3 separate regions of the Homo sapiens genome follow, and regions 1 and 2 are each linked to region 3. Evidence: read pairs that join two places in POLR2A ChIA-PET (ENCODE). Cell type or tissue: OCI-LY7. All regions are shown on one strand. Region 1 has its middle 48 kb from the start of HBS1L. Region 2 has its middle 32 kb from the start of MIR548A2. Region 3 overlaps MYB (MYB proto-oncogene, transcription factor).

The links. Peaks named below come from ENCODE experiments on the same cell type or tissue, not always from the same donor. Only the 100,000 strongest peaks of a DNase experiment are listed, where the experiment ranks them.
Region 1: POLR2A ChIA-PET joins it to region 3 with 7 read pairs; 7 of 35 experiments call an interaction of 5 or more read pairs at or near these places.
Region 2: POLR2A ChIA-PET joins it to region 3 with 6 read pairs; 5 of 35 experiments call an interaction of 5 or more read pairs at or near these places.

The regions. Positions count from the first base shown.
Region 1 is chr6:135,101,621-135,104,120 of GRCh38, forward strand. No RefSeq gene overlaps it. Among named protein-coding and RNA genes, the nearest start is that of HBS1L, 48 kb to the left of the region's middle. In OCI-LY7, no CTCF peak of the experiment used is centred here; a DNase peak (open chromatin) is centred at 1,481; H3K4me3 peaks cover 1,021 bases; H3K27ac peaks cover 1,647 bases.
Region 2 is chr6:135,269,915-135,272,414 of GRCh38, forward strand. No RefSeq gene overlaps it. Among named protein-coding and RNA genes, the nearest start is that of MIR548A2, 32 kb to the left of the region's middle. RefSeq lists an enhancer at 896-1,790 and a silencer at 1,317-1,611. In OCI-LY7, no CTCF peak of the experiment used is centred here; DNase peaks (open chromatin) are centred at 726 and 1,377; H3K4me3 peaks cover 620 bases; H3K27ac peaks cover 1,799 bases.
Region 3 is chr6:135,183,028-135,185,527 of GRCh38, forward strand. The region is part of intron 1 of MYB (MYB proto-oncogene, transcription factor); the gene reads left to right. Among named protein-coding and RNA genes, the nearest start is that of MYB, 3.0 kb to the left of the region's middle. RefSeq lists a silencer at 1-218 and enhancers at 609-828, 1,139-1,318. In OCI-LY7, CTCF peaks have their summits at 53, 1,020 (motif pointing left) and 1,221; DNase peaks (open chromatin) are centred at 154 and 994; H3K4me3 peaks cover 1,841 bases; H3K27ac peaks cover 1,714 bases.

The DNA.
Region 1 (2,500 bases), 81 kb before region 3:
ACGTGCCACCACACCCAGCTAATTTTTGTATTTTTAGTAGCGACGGGGTTTCACCATGTTGGCCAGGCTGGTCTCGATTAAGTGTACAGTTCTGTGGCATTAAGTACATTCATATTTTGCAGCCATGATCATTAACCATCTCAGAACTTTTTCATCAGAGTTTCCCAAAATGAAACTCTGTATCCATTAAACAGTAACTCCCCAGATCTCCCTCTGCAGCCCTTATTAACCACTATTCTTTTTGTCTCTATGGATTTGCGTGTTCTAGATCCCTCATATAAATGGAATCATTCACTATTTGCCCTTTTGCATCTGGCTTATTTCACTTAGCACAATGTTTTCAAAGTTCGTCCATGTTGTAGCATGTATTAATTTTATTTCTTTTTAAGATGGAATAATTTTTCACTGTATGTATACACATTTTGTTTATCCATATGTTTATCCATTTGTTCATGAACATTTGGTTTATTTCTACCTTTTGATTACTCTGAATATTGGTGTACAAATATCTGTTCTAGTTCCTGCTTTCAATTCTTTTGGGTATAGATCTAGAAGTGGAATTGCTGGGTCATATGGTAATTCTATATTTAATTTTTTTGAGAAATTGTCACACCATTTTTCCAAAGCAGCTGCACCCTTTTACATTTCCATAAGCAATGCACAAGGGTTTCAATTTCTCCACTTCTTCTCCAACACTTTACAAAATATATACAATGAGCATTCTAATAGGTGTGATGTAATATCTCATTGTGGTTTTGATTTGCATTTATCTGGTGATTAGCAGTATTGAGCCTCTTTTCATATGTTTATTGTCCTTTGTATATCTTCCTTTTAGAAATAGCTATTCAAGTCCTTTGCCTATTTTTGAATTGAGTTGGTTTTGTTGTTATTGTTGAGTTGTAGTTCTTTATATATTCTGGATGTTAATCTCTTATATGAGATATGATTTGCAAATGTTTCCTGCATTGTGTGAGTTGCCTTTTCACTCTGCTGATTGTATTCATTGATGCACAACAATTTTTAATCTTGATGAAATCCAATTTATCTATTTTTTCTTTTTTAGACTGTACTTTTAGTGTCGTATCTTAAAATAACTGCCAAATTCAACGTCATGAAGTTTTTCCCCCATGTATGCATCTAAGAATTTTATAGTTTTAGCTCTTGTGTTTAGATCTTTCATCCATTTTGAGTTAATTTTTGTATATGATGTAAAGGAAAGCCCTCACTTCATTCTACTGCATTTAAAGTAATAACTTTTAAATAAATGTAATCATCTAGCAGTTTAACCTCTGACATTGAAGTCTTACCTGGGAGAAAGGTCACTGAGGACCTAAGTGCCCAGATGTACCACCATGACGTAGTGACCCAGAGCGTCCAAGGGGCTGGTCTTTCCATGGCCCCCCCTCATCACTTCCTGAAGCCTGCTGTAGACTGCTATAAGAGCGGCCCTCTCTCTCTCTTTTTTTTTTAAACAACTAGAGGCACCTGTTCTTTGAAGTGGGTGTCAGCTGCAGATGTAACACCCATTATCACATGACATCTGTTTTTAGTTAGTGAAAAATGCTGCGATGCTTTACTTATTTGCCTCCCTGCTTAAAAATCCACAAGCTTCAAAATTTCCCACAAGGGGGATCATTAATTTTTTTCTCAAATACTTTTTTTATTTTTTAATATCAGAAGACATCTTTTTGGTATTTACATGTACTGTTTTCAATCTCCTCTATTTTAAGTGGAAATAAGTAGAATGGCATATTTTAAAACAGCATTTTATATGCCATTTTTTCAGACAGGAAACATCAAAGATTCCTGGCAGCCTCCCAATTATACAGCCAGATGAATGATCAATTAAAAAGCCACTAGCAGCTAATAGGGCACATGCCACAAAAACAGAACATTACAGGTCGACTATGATGACAAATATGACTTTTTGGCTAGCATTCCATCAGTGTTTTTCTGTTTTTGTTCTTTTTTTTTTTTTTGAGATGGAGTTTCACTCTTATTGCCCAAGCTGGAGTGCAATGGCGCAATCTCAGCTCACTGCAACCTCCACCTCCTGGGTTCTAGTGATTCTCCTGCCTCAGCCTCCCGAGTAGCTGGGATTACGGGTACACACCACCACCCCCGTCTAATTTTTGTACTTCTAGTAGAGACGGGGGGTTTCACCATGTTGGCCAGACTGGTATCGAGCTCCTGACCTCAGATTATCCCCCCGCCTCAACCTCCCAAAGTGCTGGGATTACAGGTGGGAGCCACCCCGCCCTGCCATTCATCAGTCTTTTTCTAGTTAGCATCAACTGTATTTTTTCCTCTGAACAAAACAAACTATAAACTATATAGTTCATACATATGTATACACACACACACATATATATCAAATGTTTTCATATTTGTGCTAAGTAATTAGTGCCATGAAATATTACTAAATAACTTATTTCTGTTTCCAATGTGGCTGCATCTGAGACAGGAAATGAGCACTCTTAACTAAAGTAGACTGTGGGAA
Region 2 (2,500 bases), 87 kb after region 3:
ACACTGGTGGTAGGGGGATGAAGGAAACACCTACACAAATGGGAGGTGTGTGGAGGGAGGGGCTTCCTTTGAAGTTTTGCATAAATCGTATTAATTTTTTTCCTATAGAGCTGGGAATGAAGATTCTTGGTTTTCATCCTGTATCTCTTATTGAGTATTGAGCTGTGCCATAAGGAAATGGGCTTCCTTCTTACTTGATTTGCCAATGTTTAAAACTGAACTTTAAAGAAAAGAATTTTGGAAGAATTAAGAGGAAAACAGGACACCTTGTACAAGGTTTCATAAAGCTTTCTTAATTTTTTTGGCCAAAAGAAACAAGTCAGCCCCGGTGCAGTGGCTAACACCTGTAATCCAAGTACTTTGGGAGTCCGAGGCAGGCGGATCACCTGAGGTCAGGAGTTTGAGACCAGCCTGACCAACATAGTGAAACCCCATCTCTACTAAAAATACAAACCAAAAACAAAAACAAGAACAATTAGCTGGGCGTGGTGGTGCGCACCTGTAATCCCAGCTACTCAGGAGGCTGAGGCAGGAGAATTGCCCGAACCCAGGAGGCGGAGGTTGCAGTGAGTGGAGATCGCATCACTGTACTGCAGCCTGGGCAACAGAGCGAGACTGACTCAAAAAAAAAAAAGTACTCAAGTCAGACACCAAAAGACTCTCTTTTTTAAGCCCATCTCCCTTCTTTCTGATCCAGGTCCGTTTTCTACTTATGAAAGTTTAAACACCACAGGGTGAAAAATTGTTGCTACAGTCTATTGGGTTCGCTGGGTCAGGAAATAATTAGCAAATACTCAACTACTTGCATACGTTACCTTCCTGTTAACTCTGCTGTACTTTTTCTGCCTGCCGGGATTAAGGCCAGATGATTATTTGTCCTAATGTTATGAATCATTGACAAGAAAAGCTTGTAATGGCAGTGTTGACATGCCTTTACATCCATTGGCACCACAAGGTAACCAGGAGCAATCAGTGACAGGGAAAACTGGAACATATTGTGGAGGAAGCGGGGGCGGGGCCCCCTCCCTGGCCTCAGAATGGCTGGAGCAGGAATTCCTCACTACCTGCTTCAGTTCCCAAAAGGCAGGCTCTAGAGATTTGGTACCACAGTTCAGAAGAACAACCACAGGGAGAAGAATTTTCCCCTTTAGTCCAGGAGGAATATGATTTTTAGGAAACAGACGCAGAAACCTGACCTTGGCTCACAGCCGCCTTGGTGAAGCCAAGGGCTAAGTTTCGGGGCACTGGCCTGCCCTTCATTGCTGCACACACCCAGATACACACACCTGAGAGAGCTTGAGCAATCGGCTCTGTACGCCCAGCTCTGCACTGCCTGGCAGCAAAGAGGAAAGGGGAATTACAGGCAGGCTTGACTTGAAACACTGCTCTGGCCCCACCTGAATTCCAGGTGCCCCAGGGAGTCCCTTCAACCACCTGGAATTGAGGCTGTTTCAAGGTACAGATGCAGTGTGTGTTTGTCTTGCTTTTGTTTGCACCTTCTACCAGCTGGAAGCCAGAAGGTGTGGGGCTCTGCAAACAATTTTGATGTAAATAAAGAGAATGTAAGAATTAAAAAGACACCTTGCAGCTGAGCCCAGGGCAGAGGGGCGGGGGTACAGGCTAAGAGAGGAGGGAGGTGGAAAGCGGGGAGGAGTGGAAATAGATTTCCTCTAGGAAATAGAAATAGACACAGGGCCAATGTGGGATGATGTGATCCTACTGCATATTTTCCATATGTTAATATCCCTCCATACGATTCCTCCTCAGATCGGTTATTGATAGATAGAAAATAAGCCTGTGGGCCTAGATCTGCCTCTGCTCTTTATTTATTGAATGTGCCTACTATGTGCCAGCACTAAGGTAAGCACTGGGAATAGATGTGAAAACACATTATCATGTGACAGACAGCAAATTAACACCTACGATGAGGCTGTTTATGGTGCAACAAGGGCTGCGAGTGACAAAGGGCCATCTCCGTCTCCTTAGGACAGTGAGAGAACATGCCAAGAAGGAAGATCTTCCACAAGGACCTCTCCTTTCATCCCAAAGCAACCCTAATAGTCATAATTCTTACAAGGGTGTGGAACGCATTGGGGATGGTCTTCTATTCACCATTCTTTTTGGACTAGGATAACTTCTCTGTATCACATAAATTTCGAAGAAAAAAAAAAGTTTACTTAAACGTTAAAGGTTTTTTTGTTTTTGTTTTTTTCTTTGTTACCCAGGCTGGAGTACAGTAGCACAATCACAGGTCACGGCAGCCTCGACCTTCTAGGCTCCAAGCGATCCTCCCATTTCAGCCTCCCAAGTAGCTGGGACCACAGGCACATGCCACTATGCCTGGCTAATTTTTTTGTATTTTTTTGTAGAGACAGGGTTTCAACCATGTTGCCCAGGCTGGTCTCAAACTCCTGGGCTTAAGCGATCACCCCGCTTTGGCCTCCCAAACTGTTAGGATTACAGGTGTGAGCCACTGTGCCTGGCCTAAATGTTAAAGGTT
Region 3 (2,500 bases):
TCGAGAGCTGAAACTGGCAGCAGGAGGAGGGAGTCGGGCAGGGGTGCTGGGAGGAGGCGCGGCAGCGGCTCCGCGCCCCGAGGTCTCGGCCGCCCCCGCGGGGCGGGGCCGCGCAGGTTCCCTGAGGCTCCAGGTAGCCCAGAGGGGAGGCGGCTGGGAGGGGCGGGAGCCTTGAACCTGCCTCAGGGGAAGAGAAACCCGACTGCGGGCTCGGAGCCGTTTCTTGCAAGGGCGAGCGTCAACTCGGCAGGGATTATATTAACCAGGTCAGCGAAATGAGTTTGAACCCCTCCGAATCACAGTAGCGGCCACAAGGCACTTCCTCCCGCTCCCCTCCCTCTTCCTAACCCCCAGCACCTCTTTTCTTTTTCGTTTCTTTGCACGGTTTGTTTCCTTGACAGAATGTAACATTCATAGTTGTACTCTTGTAACCACACCGGGTCTAGCAGGTGGGGAGTCGAGTGCATCAACCCTGAAATCAGCCTTTGAAAATCCTCTGACTGTTGGGTCTGAGATCTTGTCAGAGCAGATAAAGGAAAAGTTATTTCAGGTTCCTTAGTAGAAATTAATCATGCTTCTAGGACGACTTAGAGCAAGCAAATCGCATGCAAAGTTCAAAGGCGAGCCTGGGTGGCCAGCCTGGCAGGGAAACTCAGGAGCTGGGCGCGTGAGCAGCCCCGGACTCGCCCTGCTGCGTCCTGGCCCCTTCAGGTCCTGCAGAAGTCACTCTCCACCTTGCCCCCAAGACCTTAGTTTTGCACATCTTTGCCTCTGTGCTTAGCTTTTAAGAGGCACGGAAGGACATGGCATGGTCATGTATTAGCGCTGGAAAGTACCTTAGAAATAGGATCCAAGCAAGCCCTTATTGTAAAGGCGAGGAACTGAAGTCTTGAGAGAGAGGAAGTGATTTGTCCAAGTCATACAGCTAGGTGGAGGCTAGACTAGAACCTTTGCCTCCAGAACCCTAGTCCTGTTGATTCCCGTGCTCTCACCTGACGTTGGCTGCCCCCTGCGGGCGGCTGAATAGGTTGCTTGTTCCTGGGTTGTTAAACCGCTGCGGAGAGAGAGGTGCTCAATGACTACTCTGAAAAATGTGCTCAGTTCTGAAAATGTGACCTCTAGATCCAGCCAAACCTGAAAAGTTAATTCGACTTGAATCTATGACTGCAGTTTCAGATTCCTCTGGTTTTCTTGGTGTCTCTCACATTTCACAAGGGACTGCATTTGGGGTCTTTCCAAGGAGTTCCCTATGAATCTTTCAAAAGATGCAGACTTACACCTCTGGGCTTTATAGCTTTTTTTTTTTTTTTTTTTTTTTGCTTTATCATATCGTGTTTTACATTTTTGTAGTTCTTGTTCAGAAGTTGTTTAGTGCCTCCTGTTGACAGTGGAAACAGAACTAGGCTATTGTTTCAAAACACAGACACTAAATGAAAGGAATTATTACAGATTATAAATATATATTTCCTGGGATTTTATTTGGTGGTGGTGGTATTTTAAATTTGGATTACATCATGTCGCCATTCAACCTGGACTATCAGATTGTTGCTTAAAATAATAGCTTTAAATTATGAGAACCCCCAATTCAGGATTTTTGGTAAGCACTTCAGCTTCACTTGTAGGGGGCTGGTAATATGCATACCAGTGAGTTAGTTTGGGAAGACAAAACCTGTAATGAATATAACTTTTCTTTTTAAAAACAATGATTTACATTATGATATGGCTTTATATCATTGTTTTTATTGGTCTTAGTTTAATGGGTTTCCCAACATTGCAATGACAAATTTTAGTGAAGTTTCTAAGATAGTATTTTTCCTATTTTAAGTTTTATAAGAAAAACTATAAAATAAACCGTGTCTGTAAAATTATTGTCATCTGATCAGTTGATTAGATTAACAAACATTATGATTATGATTAACAAACAGTAAGCATATAGTTACTTCTTCAAAAGTCATAAAATTTCCTAGGTTAGGTTAACTAAATAAAAGAAAAAGCTTTCGAAAATAGTAATGGGTTCTTTTAAATCCATGGCTTTTTTCTGGGGAAATCCCTTCTGGATTAGGTTACATTTTATAATATTTCAAACACCATTCCATCAGAGACAGAAAAAACAAGAGTAAGTAAGACTCTGACTAACAAGTGGCCTAATTATTCACTTAGTTACTCTAGAAACTAAGTATTGTAAACATGGGCACAAGTTGGATCAACCAGGCCTGGAGTTGTGAGCAATTTGGTATTAATTTTATTTACAAAACATTAAAGCTTGATCACTCAATGTTCTTATCTTTGCTTTGGTTTTAAAATCCTTTCCTCTTAGATTCTCCTAATCCTCTAGACTTTATGGGATCACTATAATTCTGTTTTGCGCTGTACTACTTCTTGATTTTTTTCTTCTTTTAATAAAACAAAAACCCCATTGGAATAGCATAGTTGAATTGTTTATTATGTTTGAGAAATATTATTTAAACGATGTGACAGATGCCAAAGATTTTGAGTGTGC